3 separate regions of the Mus musculus genome follow, and all the other regions are linked to region 3. A link is a loop called in an ENCODE intact Hi-C map of the cell type or tissue named here. Cell type or tissue: left cerebral cortex. All regions are shown on one strand.

Region 1 (8,000 bases), 180 kb after region 3:
CTTTTGGCCGTGTTGTAGAATATCTTACAGAGCCACTGGGTAGAGAATTGTGCCAGGTAGCTGGTCACAAGTGAGTTATGAGAGGAAGCCGTGTCTAGGACTGAAGCACAGATTTGTGGGGCATTTTACTAATAGCATTGTGTCGACCATACTTGCCAACACAATCACTTAGCTGGAATTCTAAAGGAGTAAAGCAAATCTAAGAAGCCAGAGTGTGGAGGTGGGAACAGAAGAGCCCCAGGAATGCTCAATGAAAGCTGACAATAATGTACGACACAGGAAAATGCCAGGAGGCAGGCTGGAAGCTTGCAGAGCCTGACAGGTGTGGAGGCTGGATCATGTACATGTACCAGGGTGAATTTGGGGGAAGCATTCAGCAATTTGAGATTGTCAAGATAGAACCTCTCATATGCTCAGGAGTCCAGCTGTAGTTGGGGTGGACATTACCAATTTAGCAGATGGCCAAGAACTGGGAGTCATCAGGTTACAGATCTTGAGATCTCTTAGAATGAGAGATAAAGCTGGGTTCCAGAGAGGGCTCCAAGACAGGTCCTGATGTTCACAGTTATGCTGAGAGCTGCCCATCTCTGCTCTGGAGCCCAGTGGTCTGATCTTTGCTTAGGACCCGGTCCTTCACAAATAGCTCCTACTGGCTTCTTTTTGACAGTAATTTTTAGACCAGTTTAATTTTTTTTTTGACAGAATCAAAGGTTTTCTTTTAAATGAACAGAGGAAAAACCATGGAAGACATTCAGGTAAGGCCAAGTCAGTAAGGACATCTGCATCTTAGACCTCTGTAATATGCAAAGATCAGATATTGGGACATTTGAAAAGTCTGGCTGCAAGCCTTATATCAGAAGGCAATCTCTGCACATTCTAATAGTCACTGGTCCCAAACTCCAAACTTGAGTCACACTTGCGCTTGAGAAACAAGGCTTTCTACTTAGAGAAAAGCCTTCATTTGGTGAATATGGCAACCAGTGTCATGATAAACAACACACACTCACACACCCATGCATATGCATGGATACATAAACACACATGTGCACACATGCACAAACACACATGTGCACACAGTGCACAGACACATATACACTCATATGCACATGCACAATCACACATGTGCACATTCACACAAACACACATGCACAAACACATATGCGCACAAATATGCACACACTCCCATATCAGTCATTCCTGTCACATCCAGACCACTTGTTTGTCTTTCATCTGTTTGAGATCCTTTCCTCTTCTTCCTTTTCATCTTCAGATTCTCTGCCTTGATCATAGGACAGCATCAGGACACCGTGCTGCAAATTTGGTGGCAAAGGCAGGTTTTTTTTCTCACAAGACAAGGTCAATGTGTAGTTAGTGAGACCTTTCCTCCAGAGACCGAAGCATAGGCCCTTATTTTACCTTCTGTGGGTTCTAGTAACTTCTTGTACTCCTTAGCTCATGGATGCCTCACAGTAGTCTAGACCTCATCTCAACTTGGGTTTTCCTCTCTGTCATCTCTCCTCATGTGGCTTGAGGAGACTCTCATCCGTGATAATATAATATTAAACTCTTAAGTTTTATCACACCTTTTGTGCCATAGTCACTGTCATGGGCTTCCAGTGGGTGGAAGAGTCACCACTGAGTAGCAACAGGCAATGATAGGGTGCTTCCAACATTCCTAGTAGACACAATCTTACATCAAAGTCCACAACCCTTTGGTCTTCACTATCTTAAGATATTCTGAGCACAGGACAAATAGTCTTCCCCAGAGAAGAGCACAAGGATTGGTTATCCAGTACCAAATGGTCCAGTCCTGAAAACATATATACATATAGCATTATACAGACGGGGCAGGTTGTATTTATGTATTTAGGGGCATATATGCATATACATATATGTATGTAACAATAATTCATGGGAAAAAATAGGTCATGAATTGGAAAGAGAACAAGGAGGGGTGTATTGGAGGGTTTGAAGAGAGAAAAGGGAAGAGAGAAACAGTGTGATTATAGAACAGTCTCATAAAGTTAAAATAAATACTGGTAAATAGAGAAGATGCACATCAGGTACCAGGCGGGTACACCCACACTGAACTCAATCCAGATCCCCCATCGGAGCTTGCAACCCATAATTATATAAAATGCTCCTTGAAGGAGGGGTGTATTTTTTTTTGATTGTCTAGCTCTTTGGTTTCATTTGGTCTGGTTTGGACTCTGATGGAGTTGAAGCCAGCACCTCCCACATAGTAGCCAAGTAGTGAACGTGGTGTATCCACGGCCACCTTTGGATATATTTTTAGAGTGTACCAAGTGGTCATTTCTTGAATGTCTTCTTCATTTCATCGCCTTTATTTCTCATCCTTCAGCCCTTCGGGCACTGAGCCAATTCACAGTGTCCCTTTTGTGCTTCTCTCTATAACTACCTTCATAAGGTCCCTTTTAGTTGGTCTTATGATACAATGGTAGACATCTACCATATAAATCTATCTTGGTATTTCTGCCTCTAGATGAAGGGTGACTTTTTTTATTGTTCTGAATTTCTTTTCTTATTGGTTTGCCAGACTATTTAAGGTACACCATATACATTGCTTTTATATGTGGTCTCAACTTGTTCATTTAATTTACAAACACTCTCAGAAAAGCTGCATGGAGCTCCCGCTATGACACAGGCAAGGCTGTTTGCTGAGTCACCTGGGCTTCCCAAATATGAGTCAGCCTTAAATTTGGCTGGGAGAAAGAGAAAGCCAAAATACAGAAGCTTGAACAAATGGGAATCAGTTGCTTTGCATAAAAACATTCAGAAGAATGGATCCTGCCCATGGTCCAATGTGTTAGTGATGTTGGGGTTGGTTCCTCCAGGGGTCTACTCGCTTTCCACACAGTTGTGAGAGACTACTGCAGATCCAACCACTTCATCTGGTAAAATACCAAGCAGAGGGAGCAGGAAGTTAGATGCATCCCAAGAACTGCACCTGCTGTTCTTTCTCGGTAAATTAAGTTTCAAGAGAACCCTTCCTCCCACATACCACTCATCTGGCTTCTTGCCACATCCAATCACAGGAGAGCCTGAGGAGACAGACATATGGTGTTTTACCCTGCCTTGTCTTTGTGTGTATGTGTTGGGGGTAGTGCAAGCACCCACAGACACAGGGGTAGGAAAGTCTTGACTAACAGACCAGACCAGCTGTTTCTAGATCTTAGTGCACGGGGTCTCATCTGCTGCAATGAAAATAGCTATTAGCTTAGTAGGCAGTCATTAACTCTAAAGTAGATAAGCCATGGAACTGGAGTTTCTCCCCATTTAAATACAGGGGTGAGCTTTCTGGAATGCAATGCTGTGGGCACAGAACCCCACTGCTGTCATCCTAAGACTGCGGTCAACCTTAGAGAGAGAGCTGTTAATTAGATGGGGAGACACGTTATTTTGGAGGGGATGCTAGCAGATGTTTTGATGCCAGATTTGATGCAGCATGAAGGAAACCTCTTGCTGAGGGCCTGGGTGGGATACAGACACTGGCCTGTGCCTCCCTTGGAGGGGAGACTCACTCGATGTTCTCAGTATGTTCCTTTGGGTCTCCAACCAATGGAATGTGGTAGTGGAAATGGAGCAGAAACACGAAAAATTATACAAACAATATTTCATCTCTGTTATTAGTACAAAAATTGGTTTATGAAAACAAATTATTTATGAAAGACAATTTGATATTTAAATGTGGACTTGGCTCATGATCGTATACATGGAGCACTGGTTGTAAGCTGGGTTCTTTCTGGGTACATTCTTGCAGGCTCTGGAGTACGGTCCTTCTTACTGATTTTAAATTTATTACAGTTGCTCACCCAGACTAGCCAGTTCAGAACACTGGGATGCTGCAACAGAAGAACACAGGAGTGATAGATAATTTCAGATGGCTGGCATAGTATCCAGTTTTAATGTGATAGTCTCTGTTTCCTTAGAAAACTATTGTATATTGGCTCTGTGCCTAGAGGCACAATTTATCTGTACACAGAAGTATATAGCTCATCATCTGAGAGGGCACATTTCAAAGCATCCTTTCGTAGGTCATAAGGAAACAAGTCCTCCCAGGAATCTAGGCCTTAGCGTTATACTCTGTTTACTGACTTCCTTCCCTAGACACCGAGTCTACCCATTGCCATGGTCCTCTGAAATGCCCCCTACACAGCATAGTGACATGAGAGAGCTGGCCTTGGCTCACTCTTATCAAACCCATTCTGCCTTTCCCCTCCTTCCTGGAGGTGCCTAATCCTTTTCACAGGTGCTCTCTTCTCTCAACAGTCAATACAGAACACCCCATTCCCCCAAGTGAGTGGAAGGATATCGTTTCTTCTGCTTAAAGCATTCATCCAGGCCTCACATTTCATGTTTGGATAATGAAGCACTGTGTGTCCTCATTAGCATTCTCCATTATTCCATCCATGATGAAAACTTCTCAGCTCTTCTCTCCACACGGACTGTTGCTCGGCTCTGAAAGTGCTAAAGCTGACTCCTCTGCTTTGTACCTGACGTTACGTTTCTCCATTGGTCCTGCACAGCATAGTCCCATGGAGATAATTATGTTAAAGATCAATTAACTGAACCTCCTGGAGTGGATTCCAGGCATGCACCTGTCTTTTCTGTGTGCAAGGTGCCTGTGTGGCACACCCAAATTCGAATCCTAGTGCCCCGACACTTGTCAGGAAATGATCCAGGGAAGCTTCACTTTGTCTTTCCAATCACTTCCCTGAGGCAGAAGATGCATTTGCACAGCATTTTCTCTTGACAGCCTTCCCCAAAACACTGCAGAAGTATATAGCTTTGCAGATACTGCTGCCCTGAATGTTTAACTGTGACATTCTCAATAGGGTCCCTATAACCAGAAACCATAGAGTCACATACTGACTTGAGCATGATTTGTTTTATCAGATAAGAATGAGGCATCTGTTCCAATGGGCATACTTAAATATACACCAATGGACTCATGAGCAAGTTATCCTTCATTTAAGAAATAATGTCATCAGGCAGAAGACAGGCCTGGTAGGGAAGCCTATTGACACAGAGCCTTCATCTACCTAGGACCCTGTGTTCCTCTGCTGGACATCAGCTTCAAACCTCAGGAGGTTTGAAGTAGGATTCTTGGAATAATTCAAGCTACAAGACACACATTGCCGACTGGCTCTTTAAAGAGGTAGGCGAAGGTGAACATTAACGTAGTGATTTGTCACAAGAATTGAAGATTTCAAGGAGAGCAGAGAGTTGTACAGTGCCACCTCTTACCTTCTCTTTTTGGAGCAAGAAGCCACTTATGTGGAGTTCACCCGTGAGTGTGCTGTTAACACAGCTGGAGTTCTGAGCCCTGTGCTAATGTTGCATTTCAGTCTGGGAAGTTGCTCACTGGCAAAATGCTGGCCTGGCACTCTTGAGGCCATAGATATAACCCCCAACACCACCTCCAAGAAAATAGCCATGTTTCTGCATCTTTGGGCATTGCCATTCTCCTAGGTGCTTAAAAACATTTCCCTAAGCTGCTCTTATAAAACCAAAACACCAGAAGTACATTGCATCCTGTATATGCCATGAATGTACATGTAGAAACTTAACCCCTTATCAAGAACCAGGATCTGACTGTCAGACTGCATGGTTACCATAAAGAATGCACTATTTGAGACATGGAACCCAAAGGTTTTTATTATAACTAAGCTAGCAGTTCTCAACCTATGAGTCATGGTACCTTTAGGGATCAAGTAACCCTTTCACAGGGGTTGGATATCAGATATCCTTCATACCAGGAATTTATATTAAGATTCATAACAGTAGCAATATTCCAGTTACAAAGTAGCAAAGAAATAACTTCATGGCTGGGAATCACCATAGTATGAAGAACTGTATTAAAGAGTCACAGTGTCAGCCAGGTTGAGAACCACTGGCTTACAGAGGGCATCCATGGAGAGGGGCATGTCAACCAAGTACTAAGACAGCCAACCAAACACCCTCTCCTCAATTTTTTTTTTTTGGATGTTCTAGTGTCCCGAGCAGATGTCAGGCCTGGATGGGTTTCACTTCCTTTTAGAGAATGAAATGTGTATCTGTATCCTCATCAGGCTCAATCTTAATGGACAACTTCATGTCCAAAGTCATCATGGCTTTTTCAAGGTGGCACCTGCACGCGTTATAGGAAGGGACAGTGCATACACATAAAGGCATCACTGTGATATCAAATATAATGTAAAGCATCTGTGAGGCCTCCTCAGTAAATGTGAAAGGGGCTACTGTCAGGATCCATCTAGAATAGGTCAAAAGCATATAAGTGACCTTTCAGAAGATGGCCCATATCATTTCATGGACTGCTATGGGTAAACTCTAAAAGGCAAGGCCCAAAGAGACTTCATCTCAGAATCACTTCTTGCAGCTGTTATGCCTTTCCTGTCATTATTAAAATAGTATAATAATTCCTGGGCATCATCTCACCATGCTGGGCAGATTTTCTGCCGATGAGTGAAGATGTACTTAATCTCTTGTAGCAATGCTATGTAGACAAATTGATAATTTCATAATTCCTAATAATGATTCTATAGAACTCATAAATTTATATAAGTAATTTTGAGCCCTCTACAATATGAATTATGGCTTTATAAACCTTCATGTGTCACAGGCTAATTGCACTAGGATATAAAGCAGGCTTGGAACAAATTTATGACCAGGGAAAACATTCCTTCTAGGTTAACAGTGAAAGCATTGTCTGATAACTATAGGTCATAAACTGGGAATGGACAATTTACTGTAGATGCAAGGACAAAAGATAAAATATTGACTGTATTTATGTATTTAAAACACCAAAACTAATGAGACATTAGGCAGATAATTTGCCTCTTGACAAAGCCATCGTAACTTATGACATAAGAATTACTGTTTTAAACTTTTAATGAACTTGTGAAGCTAGTGACAGATAATGAATGTTTAATTAGATAATTATTCTTAATGGAATCTCATGTAAACATTCCTGCTGAAACTTATGAGATTTACAATGAACTTATGCAATGTAGAGATGCCTGAAAATCATGTGATCTCTTTTCCTGGGAAAGTATAAAAACTAAGAACAATGGCAATAAGCAAATGGGCTTTTTTATACAAGGGTGGTTTTTTTTTTTCATTCAGCAATAAAAAGGTAGAGAAGCTTTTGCTTTCTCTGAGCAATAAAGGCTGGAGCTTATTTTTCATCTAGAATGAGTGAAGATTTTTTTCTGTGTTGGTGCTTGCTTAGTAGAACTTATTTATGGGGGCTTTTGCTCCATCCACCAAATATGTGTGTGTGTGTGTGTGTGTGTGTGCATGTGTAAGTATAGGTGTGTGTATATAAGTGTGCATGAATACCTATGGAGTAGATGAGACAGTTGGTTGGGCCTGACAAGAATATGTGTGTGTGTGTTTAAGTGTGTGTGTGTGTGTATGTATGTATGTGTGTGCGCGCATCTTTGCTTGGGAACAAGTTTTTCTTTCTAAACGCATGACTTTCTTTGCATGGTTCACAAGGAATTAATAGCTCCAACCCTCCCTCTTGCCTGCCCAGGGAGAGGCAAGTCTCCTGGGTAAGAGAGAAGAGAGCCATAAAGATAAATCTCCTCCTGCTAGACAGCACATGTTCATCACCAGAGATCAGTGCTTGTTCAAGCACAAAGAATTATAAAGTAAGAGTCAAGTTTCTTACAAGGTCAGAGATCATCAGCCTTTTGGCCTTCATCCAATGCCAAAGCCATTCCCCAAAAGCCAGAGCAGTCCTCCAGCAGGGAACAATGGAGTGATTTACTTAGGAGAAAAAAATCACATTTTCATATAAGTCTAAGAGAGCTGAATATTATATAATTTTGTTTACATAAGATTGTATGTAATCTGTATTTTAAACAGTCCTTGATACATCTTGGGTTTCCAGTAGCATTTATTTCCATTTCAGTGGGTGCAACAAACTTTATTGATGGTATTCAAGGGAATAGGGAGGGCTCCCTAGGCCCCTC
Region 2 (8,000 bases), 110 kb after region 3:
CAACCCTAAGATTCCACCTCACACCAGTCAGAATGTCTAAGATCAAAAATTCAGGTGACAGCAGATGCTGGCGAGGATGTGGAGAAAGAGGAACACTCCTCCATTGTTGGTGGGATTGCAGGCTTGTACAACCACTCTGGAAATCCGTCTGGCGGTTCCTCAGAAAATTGGACATAGTACTACCGGAGGATCCAGCAATACCTCTCCTGGGCATATATCCAGAAGATGCCCCAACTGGTAAGAAGGACACATGTTCCACTATGTTCATAGCAGCATTATTTATAATAGCCAGAAGCTGGAAAGAACCCAGATGCCCCTCAACAGAGGAATGGATACAGAAAATGTGGTACATCTACACAATGGAGTACTACTCAGCTATTAAAAAGAATGAATTTATGAAATTCCTAGCCAAATGGATGGACCTGGAGGGCATCATCCTGAGTGAGGTAACACATTCACAAAGGAACTCACACAATATGTACTCACTGATAAGTGGATATTAGCCCAAAACCTAGGATACCCAAGATATAAGATACAATTTCCTAAACACATGAAACTCAAGAAAAATGAAGACTGAAGTGTGGACACTATGCCCCTCCTTAGAAGTGGGAACAAAACACCCTTGGAAGGAGTTACAGAGACAAAGTTTGGAGCTGAGATTAAAGGGTGGACCATGTAGAGACTGCCTTATCCAGGGATCCACCCCATAATCAGCATCCAAACGCTGACACCATTGCATACACTAGCAAGATTTTATCGAAAGGACCCAGATGTAGCTGTCTCTTGTGAGACTATGCCGGGGCCTAGCAAACACAGAAGTGGATGCCCACAGTCAGCTAATGGATGGATCACAGGGCTCCCAATGGAGGAGCTAGAGAAAGTACCCAAGGAGCTAAAGGGATCTGCAACCCTATAGGTGGATCAACATTATGAACTAACCAGTACCCCGGAGCTCTTGACTCTAGCTGCATATGTATCAAAAGATGGCCTAGTCGGCCATCACTGGAAAGAGAGGCCCATTGGACACACAAACTTTATATGCCCCAGAACAGGGGAACGCCAGGGCCAAAAAGGGGGAGTGGGCGGGTAGGGGAGTAGGGGTGGGTGGGTATGGGGGACTTTTGGTATAGCATTGGAAATGTAAATGAGCTAAATACCTAATAAAAAATGGAAAGAAAAAAAATAAAAGTATTACAAAGATGCAAAGAGAAGATGCCAGGTAAAGACACCCACAGATAGCAGGAGAGATACCCTGGAATAATGCCACTGAGACTAGAATGGCATGTCTTCTAGCAAGTGAATGCCCAAGTCGTCCAGTGCTGGAAGAGTTCGAAGAGCATATACTTAGCAGCTCTTCCCATAATCTCCCTGGAAGAACCCAGCCCTGCTGGCACCTACATTTTAAACTTTTTGATTTTCAACAATAAGAGTAACTTTTTTTGTTGACATTTTGAGTCACTGAACATGTGGTAATTTGTTTTGACAGATAAAAGAAGCTGACACACTTAGCATATGACTCTAAGTAGTTAAGTCAATGATGCTTCTAGTTTTCCAAGTCTAGATCTCTCCAGACTGGCAAGAGTCAGTCTTAATCCACAGAAAGAAGAGTTAGCTCCTTCTGCTCAGATAGACAGGGTGACGCCCCTATCACTCCTACCTTTTCAAAATTCCTTTTTGCAAGCTTGTATTGCTAGGAGCACAAAGCACTGGGCAGAATAAGGGTTTTTTTTGTTTTGTTTTTTGTTTGTTTGTTTGTTTGTTTGCCTCCTTAGCTGGTATATCCTAAAGCAACATGTTTCCTCATGAACTTGAAAGTGACAATCCCTCTGGGCTGACTTCTGGAAACCCCAAAGTACATAGGCATCCCAAAAAGTCTCAACTGTCAGGCTGACTGCACAAAGCCTGTGCCATTTCTTCCCTTTTGTTGATTAACAGTAGTTTCATGACTGCAGTCCTGGGAAGTCTTTTATGTAGGATTCAGGGATTACAGGGATTGGATCAGAGAGAAGGTGCCATGGTAGGTACTGCAGCCTACATTCTCTGTGAGCAGGGGCTGCTCCCAGATTTACTGCAGCTGCCTGCTATGAGAATCTGGCCAGTGTCTGTCTAATAGAGAGCTGAAGGGTTTTGTTTTTTTGTTTTTTGTTTTTTTGTAATTGATTCATTAAATAGAAAAAATGTGAATTCAGAAATCAACATGTTTATAGTTAATGGTGAAGCTAATTATACCAAAGAGGACAGTGAACTGTTTAGAAATGCATTTTGTGAGGTGCTTTTGAGGAAGATGAGCTTGTGTCACACTAACACATATAATAGACATTTTGTAAAGACAACAAAATTTACGAAGCAGTTCCCACATCGGGTGCAGCCCTGAACACTGCAGTCTTGGCTCTTAGTAAATCAAGGTGTGCTGTTAAAGTACCAGTATCCTTCACTGTGTAAGGGGGGGCATTAATCTATAAATAGGAACTATAAACATGATGAGTGAAGTTGGTGAGAAGCACTAGATGTGTCATGTCTTGCAGAGTTCTTAGGGCAGACCAGAGAAGGCCATCATCTAAGAAAGAAAAGCCATAGATCTCTACACTCAGAAGCACAAGCTTTGCAGTATTATCTGGATAAGGGAAAATAGAATTTTGAAGCAAGGTCGATCAGAGGACACATATTAAAATCAGTTCATGGGTACTTGCCTTGCTAGGAATGATCAGCACTCAGGGAAAGCATATGCCATAAGTGAACTAGTCGTGAACTAGTGAAATCAATATATTCACATCTATAGATTTGTGCCACAAAATATTTGTTTTAAAAAGCAAACTGATCATATAAAAGTAATCCACTTTTATAAATATAACGTTAATGGGACAGAGGAGGGATATGTAGCTTTGGTATGGATTTAGACCAGCTGAGCTCTGCTTATTGACTTGGGAGATAATACTACAAATACGAATCAGGTGTTTGCATAACTACAGTCATCTGAGACCTTCTATCCTCACTTCCTGATATATACTAGAGGAGTTCCAACACTGTCATTTTATGACTGCCAGGGAGAAAAGGTGACAAGATATATCATGCACCATTTATTTTTTCTACTCTAAGAGGACACACTAGTTGTGTTTATGCTTCATAGACACTTATGAAACTTCCCCTAACCGAGAAGAAAATGGTGACAGGAAGTTGAACTGGTTGTCTTGAAACATGGAGACAGGAATTGAGTGGATACAAACAAGAAAGGATTCACTGAGCTGTCAGAGGTCAGAAGAGGGAGAGAGTGTGTTATATAAGCTATATTCTTGCCAGGTGGAAAGGCCCTGAGACAGTGTCATGGATGTCAGGCAGAACAACAGACAGATACCAGGAATGTACACAGGAAGTTCAAAGCCAGAAGAGAACATGGCTAAGGATAAGCTTTGGTGGTATGTGCCTTTGTGATTGGAAACTGGGCCATCACCAGATAAAGTGAGGTGGGTACAAAAGGAACAGGTCAGTGAGCAGAGAGAAAAGCTCTGAGAGCTAGAGAGGAGTGGAAATCGAAAGTCAGGAAGATGTGTGTGTCTTGCAGAGGTTCAGTGAGAACGAGTACTTGTGGCCCCTTTACTGGCATGAACATGGCCACTTCAGATACTCTGCCACCTGCCTTTCCTGCAGTCTTGAGAACAGTGATCTTGCTTTGATTTTGAGGCTCTTGTCCCACACAGAGAGAAAAGTACAGCTAAGAGGAATCTCATGTCCCCATGGTAACATGGAAACCCTAGAGACTGCAAGAGAAGTTTCTGGAGCATTTTGCCCAACATGTTTTTAGATGTGCCAGAGCCATTTACATACAGTGCTCTTTGGAGTTAGAAACTAGACCTAATGATCTGAAAACCTATTGAGATTAATAAGGTGTAAAGGCCATTCCTCCGAGAAGCCTTAAACTTGACTTCCATTGGCCAAGTCACACTGGTGGGTGACACAGGGGTCTTTGCCTGAGCTCTTGAAGCACCAATGCTGGAACCCTGGGCTTGATTTGTTGCAATTGCTTACCTCAACTTTGGAAACGTAATCGTGCTAGGTTAGCCCTCAGTAAATGCTTGCAAAGGTTAGTAACTGACTTGAAACAATGTGATTGGTTCCCTGAACATTTTCTTCATATACTGGCCTCAGGGAGGCTTCCTGAGGGAGGCAATCCTGTTCTGTCTGGACAGATCATTGCTCACTGCATAAAGTGCCCCTGAAAGCAGTGCTGGGTCTCATCCACACACAGAACAGGAAAAACGGAATGTGTGTCATGCTGACTGCTAGTGCTCTGCCGAGAGCAACATCTCCATAGTCTTTTATTTTGAAGAGGCAAAAGAAAAAAACATGTTTGCTAGAAAAAGTATGGCTATGTTAATCTGCTCACCCACATTTTTTATCCTGACAGCCCATATAAATATAGCTTGAAGGGGAGGAAGCGGGGGCTTGAAGCAGATGGCCCACACCAAACTCAGGCTTCCCGAGGACTTCTGGTCACTTTGCCCACCCACGATGGCTTTCTCCTTGGCTGTCATTCCACGATGACAGAACTTGCAGCAAATAGAGAAGATGTTTAGAGCCCATTTCATTGTCTCTTCAGAGTGGGGCTGGGTAGGAAGGGTGGCCCTTCTCTCAGCCATGAAGACAGCTGGCATGCATGGCAGACTCATCCCCTCAGTTGTAACGGCTCAGAGCTGTGATCGAGCCTTCGCTCCTCATTCTGTAGGAGATGCTGCCCCCTCAGAGGAACCCATGCTTTTTTTTTTGAGGAATGAATGGATGTCCTTCTTAGAATGTCCTGAAGAAAATAAAAGGACACGTTTTAGGAATTCAGTTATTTTTAGGCTGTAAACGTCTTGTTTTCTGTGTAGTCTTGCAAGTGTGATGGTAATACAAAGACAGCTTGCAAAGTGCCATCCTGGAACCATAGCATGGAGGTAGACAAGACCTTTATGTTGTAAATGTGCAGAATGGGCAAGAGAAGATGAAGCCCACCACTCTCTGGGCTGCATTGTCCTGAGTCTGTGGTCACCAGAGCCTGGTGGTCATTCACACTTGGACACTCAAAGAAAACACACACCATAACAGTTGTGGTGATCTGGCCATGCCCACACAGCTGACCAGGTCTCTGTGTCCTCTTCTCATGGTGTATATGACTGTAGTCACATGCCTTTCTCTCCCCTGAGGCCTATGACCTCAGGCTCTCTTGCTATAGTTACCACATGCTTATATTCTCTCTCTTGCTCCTCTGTCTCTGGCTCATTTGCAATGAAAAAAAATGCTCTCATTTTATTACCTAGTAAGCATTTTCATTTCCATTCTCAAAATTTCTCTGAGTGGTTTCATATTGATTTTTATAAAAGTGAAATTCATAAAATATAAGTTAGCCATTTTACAGTGAAGAATACAGAGACATTCAGTACATTCTCAGTATTGGGCAATGGACATCTCTGTCCAACTCAAATGCCTTCCCATCACCCAAGGGAAGTCTACAATTGCTGTGCGATCTCTGTGCTTCTACTGCCCCACAGGCCTGCTCACAGACCTTGCCAACCAGGTCATCAGCATCTGCTTCCTGTCTCTGGATTTACTAACTACACATGGTCTATATAAAGCGAATCTTACAATGTGGAGCCTTTGAGGCTCTTCCACATTGTATCATATACCAAAGCTTTAATCCACGTTATTCGTGAATCACATTCTGGTGTGCAGATATGACAGGTGATATCCACCCACTGCTGGGTATCTGTGTTCTCATCTTTTAACTGATATGCAAATCCTATGATTAAAATGTACATGCATATATTTAAAATATCATTCTAAGGAGTGGAACCATAGGATCAGAGGGTCATTCTATGTTTAATCTCTTTGCCAGGGAGCACTAACCTGTTCCACTACAGCGGGACCATCTGCACCCAAGCACCTTTGGTAACTCAGAAGCAATGACTCCAAGCCTCAGGGATGCGAGACCGGCTTTGCTCTTTCACACAAGCGCCCCCAAGCTCAGTCTCATGTATGCGGTAGTTTGTTTGCTAAAATTTGAAGTCCCACACAAGAAACCGTTTCCCCATCACAATGGCAAGCTAGTTTTTTCTCCCCTCCCCCTTTTAATCTGTGTATATGCATATCTGTGCATGTGCTACAACAAATATGGCGGAAAGAGAACAATCTCAGGTGTTGGTTTTCTCCTTCCGCCCTGACACAGGGTTTGAGCATTTGTTTCAATGACCCTCGTGAGTCTAGCTGCCCTGCAAGCTCTTGGATATCTTCTATGTGTCCGCTTCCTATCTTTCCACAGGACTCTGTGACTACCACACCCAGATTTACGTGGTTCCAGGGATTCAGCCTTGGGTCCTCGCATTTCCACCGCCAATGCTTCCTGCACTAGGCTTGTTATAATTCAGTGTATTTGTTTGACTCTATATTGTGATGATGTCGTTTCTCAAATGAGGGTGTTGTCGTCTTCGGCCTCCTTTAATGATAACTGAACCCGGGATTTTCTGATGCTTCATTGTTTTCTTCCCTCCACAGGTGTCATTCTTCCTCTTCATCATCTTCGTGGTGTACACCATGCTTCCCTTCAACATGAGGGATGCCATCATCGCCAGCGTCCTCACCTCTTCATCTCATACGATAGTGCTGAGTGTCTACCTGTCTGCAACACCAGGGGCCAAGGAGCACCTGTTCTGGCAGGTGAGTACCCTTCCTCGTGGGAGCCACTGGCCTTTCAGAGCTCTTCCTAGCATCGGTCGGAGCTGCCAGGGTGGATTTGTTGGCTGCTCCTTGACATGGTCTGCAAGGGCTGCTGAGCCTTGTCCTCCTCCACCAGGGTCATTAGTCACTTAGCCATTAGCAGCAATTAGAAAATGTTCACAGAATAATTGTGTGTGTGTGTGTGTGTATGTATATGTATATATGCATATATGTGTGTGTGTGAGTGTATACACACCATTTTGCTGATTGCTGAGTAGTGATATAATTTTGGAAGCAAAGGTATACATTGGAATCTTATTATAGATTATAATTTTTAGGACTCTTACTTTTAGTATGAGACATCATATAATTAGAAGCATAAATCACCCCCAACATCTCTCTTTACAGAGTATTGGGGGGAAAAACACTTCAATTTCTCAGTCTTCTGCCAGATCTATGAGCATTAAAAAGCAGAGTTTTTAAAATGCTACAGCGGCAAATTTGTGCTTTGCTCATAAGTGATATTTCAAGAAGCTGTTCTATTTAATTAGTTAAAAGCATTTTAAAAGCTATTTGATTCCCTTTACGTGTATCCATAAACACGAGAGTTGGCGATTTGGAGTTCTTCCTAACAGTGTCCTTTTTTATGAGAAAAAAAAATGTATGTTTTATTTTGCTGTCTTGGGGTAGTCACAACAAATATCTCCACAGTATAAAATGTACTAGGTATACAAGTTTCAGTGTGATGAGCACTGTGCCCATAGATGGGGTCATTTAATTCTGGGGCGTGATGGAATTGAACCAGAGCCTTGGAATGCTGTGTATTCCTCTTATTGCTGAGCTGCATCCTGACTTAAAAAAAAAAAAAAGGGAGTTTGAGATATAACCAATGTGACGTCTGTGGAGGGAGAGAAACTGGGTAGGTGTTCATGGGGTGAATACATATGACTAACTTCTTGGTAGTCAGGAAGAAGAGACGCTGAAGAAGGGTCTGGGGGACAAGTATATCTTCAAATACATGCCCTCACGCCCACTGTGACCTGCTAACTCTGAGAAGCCACACTCCCTAACAGCCCATCCACCCTTGAACCAATCCGTGGTTTAATCTATTCATGAAGTTAGAGTGCTCTTTACCCATTCACCTGTGCTCTGCTGTTTTGAAACCCATCCTTCAATACAAGAGCCTTTGAGGTCATTATGAAACTCAAGGTATAATAGCATCCTCTGTCCGCAGTGAGAGCAAAGGTGATAGTCTCCAGCTTTACGCTGTGTACTGGATCTGTACCACCTGACGAATGGAGGCCAGCCAGCAC
Region 3 (8,000 bases):
TGGAGAGAAATACTCTTAAACAATGCCATAGCATTGTGTAGCACAGTGCTATAATCTCTCAGTATATTATACTTGAATCTTAGGATGTTTCTAGAATATTCCCTAACAATTTTTAATGTATTTAGTGCTCTAATTTGGAGGATCATACTCCCCACACATCCTTGCCAAGGCTCTGGTCTTGGTTCTCAGCGGGAGGCACTAGTAGGATCATGTGGGTCTATTTTAGTTGCTTTCTTCCTTGCTGCTACGAAATAACCAACAAAAGCAATGTAATGAAAGACGGTTTATTGTAGCACACAGTTCAAAGACAGAGTCTATCATGCAGTAGGAGCTCAGTGGCTGATTACATTGTATCCAGCCAGAAGCAGAGAGGTTAGTGATGGTTTCTCCTTTGTATTCTTCCCAGGACCTCAGCCCTTGAAATGATACTGTCCACTTAATAAACTCCACTAGAAACTCCCTTATAGTCAGACCTAGAGGTTTGTCTTGGGTGACTTTGGAATCTGTCAAATTGACAATCAATATTAAACATTAAAAAGCTCAAACTTTATCAGTGAATTCATTCCTTGATCTCTTTATCTTCATCCCCAAATCCATTCCCATCTCTCCACTCCTACCCGATCTCTCCACTTGTCTATCATTGTGAGCCACTTCCTTCTCCTCTCCTTTCTATTGAACCATGCACAGTGCTAAGTGACCGTGAACCAGATTTCTAAATTCATGCCCCTAAATCAATCCTTCCCTTAAAGATGTCTCAGTGATTTTTGCCACAGCAAAGAAAAGTGTCTGATTCAATAAAAATGTAAATGTTAGCTGAGAACATAAAACATATTCCACGGTGATAATGAAAATTTTGGCAGACCATTCATCCTTTTTATATGTGTATTTTAGTAACATACTTGCCAGAGAGAAAGATGAACACACAGGCAAGCACTACGCTCCTCTCACCTGTATTCCTGTGTTGGCTGGCACGTGTCCACCTCTGTCCTTGGTGTGCTTCCTGGCTTGCCTTTATTTAATCATTGTGGACTCTGTGGACATTGGGAGGAGTATGACAACACCCTTATTGACTGAACTAATCCAACTGGATCTGAAACAGGAACGAAGAGATGGGTTCATTTAAAGTAAAACTCACTTGTGCGTAAACCTGCCCTGCAGTGTGATAACTTTGTTTTCAGTCAATGAGATGGGGCATAGGGTATGGGAGGTCTGATCAGGAGGCATGGGCAGAGTCTTGCACAGAAAAAACTTGCCTGCAGCCAGACAATTCAGAGGCTCCAGTTACAGGCGAAGATAGGAAACCTTTTGGATACAACTTGCTAGGAGAACTGGCTTTCTAATTTGTAGAACCATCTACAGTGTGCAAGGCTCCTTTTTGAAAACTATTAAGAATTCAAAGTGAAGGTAACAAAACCTTGCACCAAGTACTTAAGCCCCTCCCCAGAGAGCCTGCCTGCTGCTTCTCCCTAGCAAGATAGAAGGGTGCCCTCTAGCGTTGCAGGAAAGATGACGTTTTCAAATGTTCTTTTCCTCCCACAGGCCTAGTTAGAGCCTCCATAGTTGATTTCTTTGTGCATTTTGTCACAAATTGATGCAGGGTACATTTATGGGCAAGCCCCCTTGCTCCATATGCCTTACTGCTTTGCAGCAGTGCTGACACCTGAAGGCGCAGAGATGAGCTAGAGGACTCCTTAGGGTCCCTTTATTGTCACAAGCCTATATTTCATGTCTTGGCTTTCTACTAAAGGTTATTTCTCATTTTGTCTCACACCGCTTAGGGGTTATCTTTCCTCTTCTTTTGCCTCCCTTTCAAAAATAAGAACTGTTGCAAACTTTGTAAAAGATTCTTGGTCCCATGGATACCAAAACACTGACAGAATAACAATCATTTTAAATAGTTCACTTTTTTTCTTTTTAGTATTGCATGTGAAACATTGACAGAGGCTCTCATAAAAAATAAACACCCCAAACGAAACAGAACAACAAGTCCTGATGCGACCACAGAGGAGGCAGACACCACCTTAACTGCCATGGTGCTTCCTTCCAAAGACTGGTGTGTGGTGACTCCATTGAGGGAGAGGGAGAGCAAAGCAGAGAGGAACACTGGGTTTTATTCCTGGTTGCTTCCATGGGTCTCTGTCTTTCTAAGGACACAGGGAACACCTCCAATGGCCCCAGGCTGTCTATACTCCCCCCCCCCATCAGCATTTAGTGCATGTATGGTAGGCACAAAATAAATATTTGTTTAATTAAATGGAAGAGTGGGACACTAAACACCCCCTAAAGGCACATGCAGGGTCTTTCCAGTTAGATTTTTGTCTTTATTTCACTTTTACAAAATATTTTAAGATTACTTTAACAAAATCTCTTGAGCTGCAGTTTCTTACCACATATGTCATGGATGGACAACGGATGTTAAAATACATTTTTCTTTTCTGCTAGAGAAAAGAAAGTACTTAAGCATTGCTGTTCCCTCATAGGTCTTACACTTCCCCACCCTTTATACTTAGATCACTGATTGTCTTTTCTTCCTTCTCGTGTGGGTGAAGGAGAATGCTTCTTAGTGCTAGCAGTGAGGAAATGGGAGCTGGAGAGGAGGTGAGTAACAGAACTTCCCTAGCAGGGAGGGACTGGAAATGCACAATTCTGCCTAACCTAGACAGTCCTGCACATAGAATCTGCACAGCCTACTTAGCCATGTTTCCTGCGAGTGGATCAGCCCTGGCTATTTATAAGTTCTATTCATTAGTGCTATTTGTTGTTGAGGCTTGCTTTCGGGATGTCTAAACACCTATACAACCTTAAAATTTATGGTTGCTGGTTCAGAAGAAAGGGCCCAGTCAATCAGAGGGTTTGAGCCTGCAGGAGAAGTTGAGGCTCCATAGAAATGTCTGGTAAAGGGTGAGGTTTTGTTTATCAGAGGTCAAGCAGGGCAGGGAGGCTCCATGACAAGCTTGGTTTCACTATTAGGGATCCATCGTGATTTCCTCCAGGACTGGGTGAGGAAAGCTGGGATGTCCTGGATTTCAAGTCAACTCTCCCATTAACTCCATCCTTGCCCTCTATCGAGGTTGAGAACACAGCTGTGTCTTCACTCTCTGGGTCCAAAAATAAAATCCCTGGAAATCCCTGGGTCTGAGACTCTGTGCATGGCCTAGGTCCAGCATTTGAGAGTCACACAGTTATTCAGCTTACCTGTTCATGCTGGCTGGCTTGCAACTCAGGTAGGCAGGCTGCTGTCAGGGAACATGCAAAGGTCTAAGGCAGTTCCGGGCTGACAGAGAATGTGGAATAGCTCTTGAGGCGGTGTTGTGTTTTGGACTCCTTAGAAAATGATTTGGGGGAGAAAAATGGCTTGTGGGTTCTTTGGATGGAAGGACAGGAAAATAGGAACCTTCTAGAAGCAGTCTTTTGAAGGTCAGTGGTTAGTCCTGTCATCTAGAAAGAACAAAGGTTGAGGTCACAACCACGAAATGCCTGCCCAGCCTGTCCACGAGGATCTAGCTAGGTCTGTCATGCTTCGTGCATTTGGTCCCCGAGAGTGTCAAGCGGCATGGGATGAGTGATTCCCAAGCCAACCTTGCCCACAGAGGATGATTCTCATTCCTTGCTCCAACTTCTGTGCCATCCCTGTCTGACTGAAAGGGTTCTGGGGAGATCTGCGATGCCAAACACAGAGGTCCATAGGGTACTTCTAAGGCGCGGAGAGCAAAGGCAGAGAAAAGGAGAGGCCCGCTGCCTGAGGACCACAGGTGTCTCCAGTCACTGTGTAATTGAGTTCGTGGGGGCCATTCTTTCAAAAGGACTCCCACAAGTCCTGGAGGGTCCTAACTCCTGCTCTGTACTGGGAGTCAAATTACAATAGAGAAAGTGAGAAAGAAGCCACATTTTGCTAAGTAGGCATACTAAAGAGGGGTGGTCAGGGATATGGGACCCCCTCTCCAGGCTGGGGGGTATTAAAGCATGGCAGCCTTTTACACTGCTGCCTTGTGAGATCATGGAGAGGCAGTGGGGACTCTGGCAGTCAGGTGGGAGACTCCAGGAGCCCAACAGTAGCCCTCAGGCTGTTCTCTGCTGTAGTGGAGAACAAGGCTGAAGCCCCAATCTGCCTGGCTGGAGTCCAAAAGCGAGAGGAGGAGGCGCCCCACTGTGCAGCCTGCGACAGGCTGGAGGGCAAGGACTCGGTCTGAAGCTTTCTCTGGAGCCCAGCCTGGCCGTCGGGGGGCGGTGGTGGGCGCGGGCCGGCGCCGCCCCTGCGCGGAGGCCGGTGCGCTGCGCGCGGGGTGGGGCGAGGCGGGCCGAGGGGCCGGGTGGCTCCCGCCCTCGCGAGCGGTGGTGGCGGCGGCGGCGCCCGGGAGCTGCCCTGAGGCCGCCCCCGGCCCCCGCCCGCGCGTCAGCGCGCCCAGCCCGGGGCTCCGAGCTCCGCCCGCGCCCGAGGCCCCTGAGCACAGCTCCGGGCGGGCAGCCGGCGGGTCGCGAAGCGCGGGGGCGGCAGGCGGTAGGTGACCACAGAGCGGCGCTGCCCGGGCAGGGCGCGCACAGCGGGCGCCCCGCGAGCCGCCCCGATGTGGCAGGAGGCGATGCGGCGGCGCCGCTACCTGCGGGACCGCGCCGAGGCGGCGGCAGCAGCGGCGGCGGGCGGCGGCGAGGGGCTGCAGCGGTCCCGGGACTGGCTCTACGAGTCCTACTACTGCATGAGCCAGCAGCACCCTCTCATCGTCTTCCTGCTGCTCATCGTCATGGGCGCCTGCCTCGCCCTGCTCGCCGTCTTCTTCGCGCTCGGGCTGGTGAGTGGCCTCCCCGTGGCTCCGAGGGGACCGCGCAGGCGACCGTGTCCCGCCCCAGGCTGCTCCTCACCCCTGTGCCCTGCCCGAGGCCGGCCTGGCTAGGGCGAGAGCTGTGGACAGAGGAAAAGTTTCCTTGGAAGGCTTTGCCCAAAATAAAGTTGCCAGGGCTTGCTCCAGGTGGACGGGCAGGGCGTGTGGGTTCAGCATCTCTGCGCCCCGTGGCCAACTCTGCGCTTTCTCCCGGCGCCGCTGCCCGCAGCAGAGGCAGTCCTCAGGCTTCCTTGGCGCGCTAGCTGCCTCCCATCCCTGTCCGCGGAACGCCCCCGGCTCTCCTCTCTGAGTTTGGTCTGGGCATCATTTAACTCTTAAAAAACAAGGTGCTTTGGGAAAGCAGTTCATGACAGCGAAAATGAAAACCAGATAATGTTGTGCATCTTGGCTTTTGAATCTTTTCGTGTTTAGCCATGTAGAGAGAAAGTGATGGAGTGTTGAGCAGATGCCCAAGCCTCATCTCCAGAGACTATAAGTGAGCTAAAAATGGAAGGGACCCTCGCTGCTTTCCCCTTTTTAGAGAAGTGCAGGACTCGATCATGGTTCCCTGCTGATGGTTAAAGCATGTTTTCACGGCTAGAAGCATTAACGCAGCTCAATAGCTGATGTCAGTTTTTCTGGTTCATAATTTTCAGTCAGGAATCTCAGGCTGGCTCCCTGGAGCCCTGTAAGGAAATCTGTAGATGGCGGTAACTTCCTCTTAGCGCTCCCTTCTCTTCAGTGTGGTTCAAACTTTTCCCCCTGACCATGATTTGCCTGTGCAGACTGTCTTGTCCGAGGCCTGGATCAGCTCGTGAGTTGTGTGGTTAGAGGATAATGCGGGATGTTTCTGCTGAACGGTGTTCCCAGAGCTTAGAATGTAAAGACATGCCTGTTTTCACCAGTCTCAAGCAGATTCAGCTCACGCTGCCTCAAGGACACAGAAACTCTGTTAGGTATTTGACAATTCGTTTTATATATCCGAACCATATGGCGCTCACATTATGAATCGGGAGGAAAAAGTTTCAGTCACGGTACAATTTTTTAAATGTCCCCCACGAGCGTGGGTCCTGTTTTCTGATTGAGTTCCATGAGGTAAGGAAAGATAATCCAACGTGGCAGACTATGACGTCACTGGCCCTCTCCAGTAGCAGGCCAAGCAGGGAGCTCCTTTGATCCTGGTAGCCTAGGTGTGAGAAGACGACAGCCCCACCCCTGCCGCACTTGCTTGTCCCTACTTATAAGACCAAAAAGAACTTAAAGAGAGATTTGGGGAAGGGGGGCGGGATCACGGGCGGGGCCAACAGTCTTTAAAGACCTCACCTCACTTTCACATTGCTGGCAAGAAAACATCACAGTTGTCCTTTGGAAACGTGTTCCTCCTAAGTGTTTCTGTTTGTGAGTAATTCAAATCCTTCTGGCTGGTTCCTTCCTAAACGGAGAGGAGCAGGTGATGGCCTATTTATAGTGCCATTAGTCTAGGGAGACAAGTGCGAAGTTCGTGTTCCCCAGGCACACTACTTTGTTTTCCAGGTTAGAACGCTCCAACTTCAACCACGTTGAATTAGGTACTCTTGAATGGGTCCGTGAGAAATTCATGCCAGGAGAACTTAAGGGACTTAAGGCTCCCTTTTCTAAGTTGCCTTTGTTCTTCCCATTTGTCCCTAAAGAGTCTCTTTTATGTTCTGTTTTGCTTAGTTGAAATGTTGGAAAGATAGCCTTTAAAAAGTCTTTGAAACCTTCATAGATAAATACCATATACAATGTATTTAATCACATCCGACTTCACTCCACTCCCTCAATCTCTCCAGAGTCTATCTCCCTCTCTTCTTTAATACCAAAAGACAAAGCAAAACAAAATAACAAAAACCTGGGGTCCATTTGTGCCGTCCATGTGTGCATAGCAGTGAGATTATACATTGGTGCATGGGAAACCACCCTTTCTTGCAGAAGCCATCAGCAGCCAACAGCTCTTCTGCTAGGGCTAGGGCCTCATGCCATTTTAAGGGGCATCATTGTATTTCCTTAGTATGCTCATCATTTCCACACCTGTCTTCATTCAGCTAAATCATTGTAACCAGAGTTGGTATTTCCTTAACTTGGCTGTCACCCAGAGCAAGATCCACACACGACATGAAATGGAGTCTGTTCCTCCATGCTCCTGGTTGGCTTCGTGCCCACTATGTAAATTTTCAGTGTAAACTGCAGACATGTTCCAGGGAGGATGCCTGGATCTAGTCCAAAGGTTACCTTCTGGTGAGGAACAGGGCTCCAGCGTTCTATGAAAGGAGAAAGGCCTGAGGGATGTGGGCACTGTCTTCCAATACCTCAACACAGGAGCAGAGACTGTGTGACCCCTAGGTTCACAAAGACTTATCTCTCTTTTGTTTCTTGAAAAATTGTAGGCAGTATCTCCACTTTCAAACAGGACCCCCCCCCACCCCGTCCAGATCTTCAAAGACAGTTAAGGTAGGAGCACCAGAGATGTGGTTAAGTTAGATGTGGTTGAGTTAGAGCCATGCTTATGTGGATGGAGATGCGGTCTTACTTCAGACTGAGCAGGCATTGACTTCTGAGGGGTCTCATCTTGGAGCACCCTCTGGAATAGCTAAACCCTCATGTGATTCAACAGTGAAATAGATCTAGGATTTTTTTTCTGCCTAAACTCTTGGATAGTTTCTTTCATTCCCATGCATCTGTCTGGTTTTGATTTCCGTCTCTCTTTCATGAGTTCTCACAGTGACAAAACGGGTGACAGTTTTCTTATACACAGCTCCTATCTTCTAGTAGATTTGGGTCACAAAATGATCCCAGGGTATTCCAAGTACATGGAAATCTTCCTGCTTTCTTTATGTGAGTTGGTCTTGGATTTATATTCAAAATGAAAAGGGTGGGGGACTAGGGATATAGCTTAGTAGGTGAAAGACTTGCGCAGCAAGGAAGCTCTGGGTGGTTCCAACCACAACACCATATTCAACAGTCATTGAGTTATATTCCTGGAATCCAGGGCTGCAGACATGAGGAAGAGTATCAGGAAATACAAGGTCATTCTCAGTGCACTGTGAGTCCCAGGTTAGTGTGAGCTACAGGAAGCCTTGTATCAAGGTATAAATGAAAGTAAATAAAGAGGGAAAATAATCATGTCTTTTGATTTAGTATTGTCTTAATTGACACTTAAACTTT

The links. A loop is a pair of places that touch in the nucleus more often than their neighbours do. Peaks named below come from ENCODE experiments on the same cell type or tissue, not always from the same donor. Only the 100,000 strongest peaks of a DNase experiment are listed, where the experiment ranks them.
Region 1: it touches region 3 in a loop (5-fold over the local background); 2 of 42 quality-filtered maps call a loop at or near these places.
Region 2: it touches region 3 in a loop (3-fold over the local background); 2 of 42 quality-filtered maps call a loop at or near these places.

Annotation. Positions count from the first base shown.
Region 1 is chr13:68,810,974-68,818,973 of GRCm38, reverse strand. The region is part of intron 3 of Adcy2 (adenylate cyclase 2); the gene reads left to right. Among named protein-coding and RNA genes, the nearest start is that of Adcy2, 180 kb to the left of the region's middle. In left cerebral cortex, no CTCF peak of the experiment used is centred here; DNase peaks (open chromatin) are centred at 210, 2,232, 2,719 and 3,030; H3K27ac peaks cover 3,179 bases.
Region 2 is chr13:68,886,646-68,894,645 of GRCm38, reverse strand. Adcy2 (adenylate cyclase 2) reads left to right here. Exons shown (of 25, transcript NM_153534.2): 3 at 6,526-6,687. Among named protein-coding and RNA genes, the nearest start is that of Adcy2, 110 kb to the left of the region's middle. In left cerebral cortex, no CTCF peak of the experiment used is centred here; DNase peaks (open chromatin) are centred at 3,751 and 4,482; H3K27ac peaks cover 2,452 bases.
Region 3 is chr13:68,995,861-69,003,860 of GRCm38, reverse strand. It overlaps Adcy2 (adenylate cyclase 2), which reads left to right and starts at 4,320. Exons shown (of 25, transcript NM_153534.2): 1 at 4,320-4,787. The coding sequence starts at 4,566. It overlaps Gm35161 (a long non-coding RNA gene), which reads right to left and starts at 4,316. Exons shown (of 5, transcript XR_873632.3): 1 at 3,196-4,316; 2 at 949-1,090. In left cerebral cortex, CTCF peaks have their summits at 1,493 (motif pointing left) and 4,192; DNase peaks (open chromatin) are centred at 5,574, 5,842, 6,226, 6,957 and 6 more places; H3K4me3 peaks cover 3,231 bases; H3K27ac peaks cover 4,605 bases.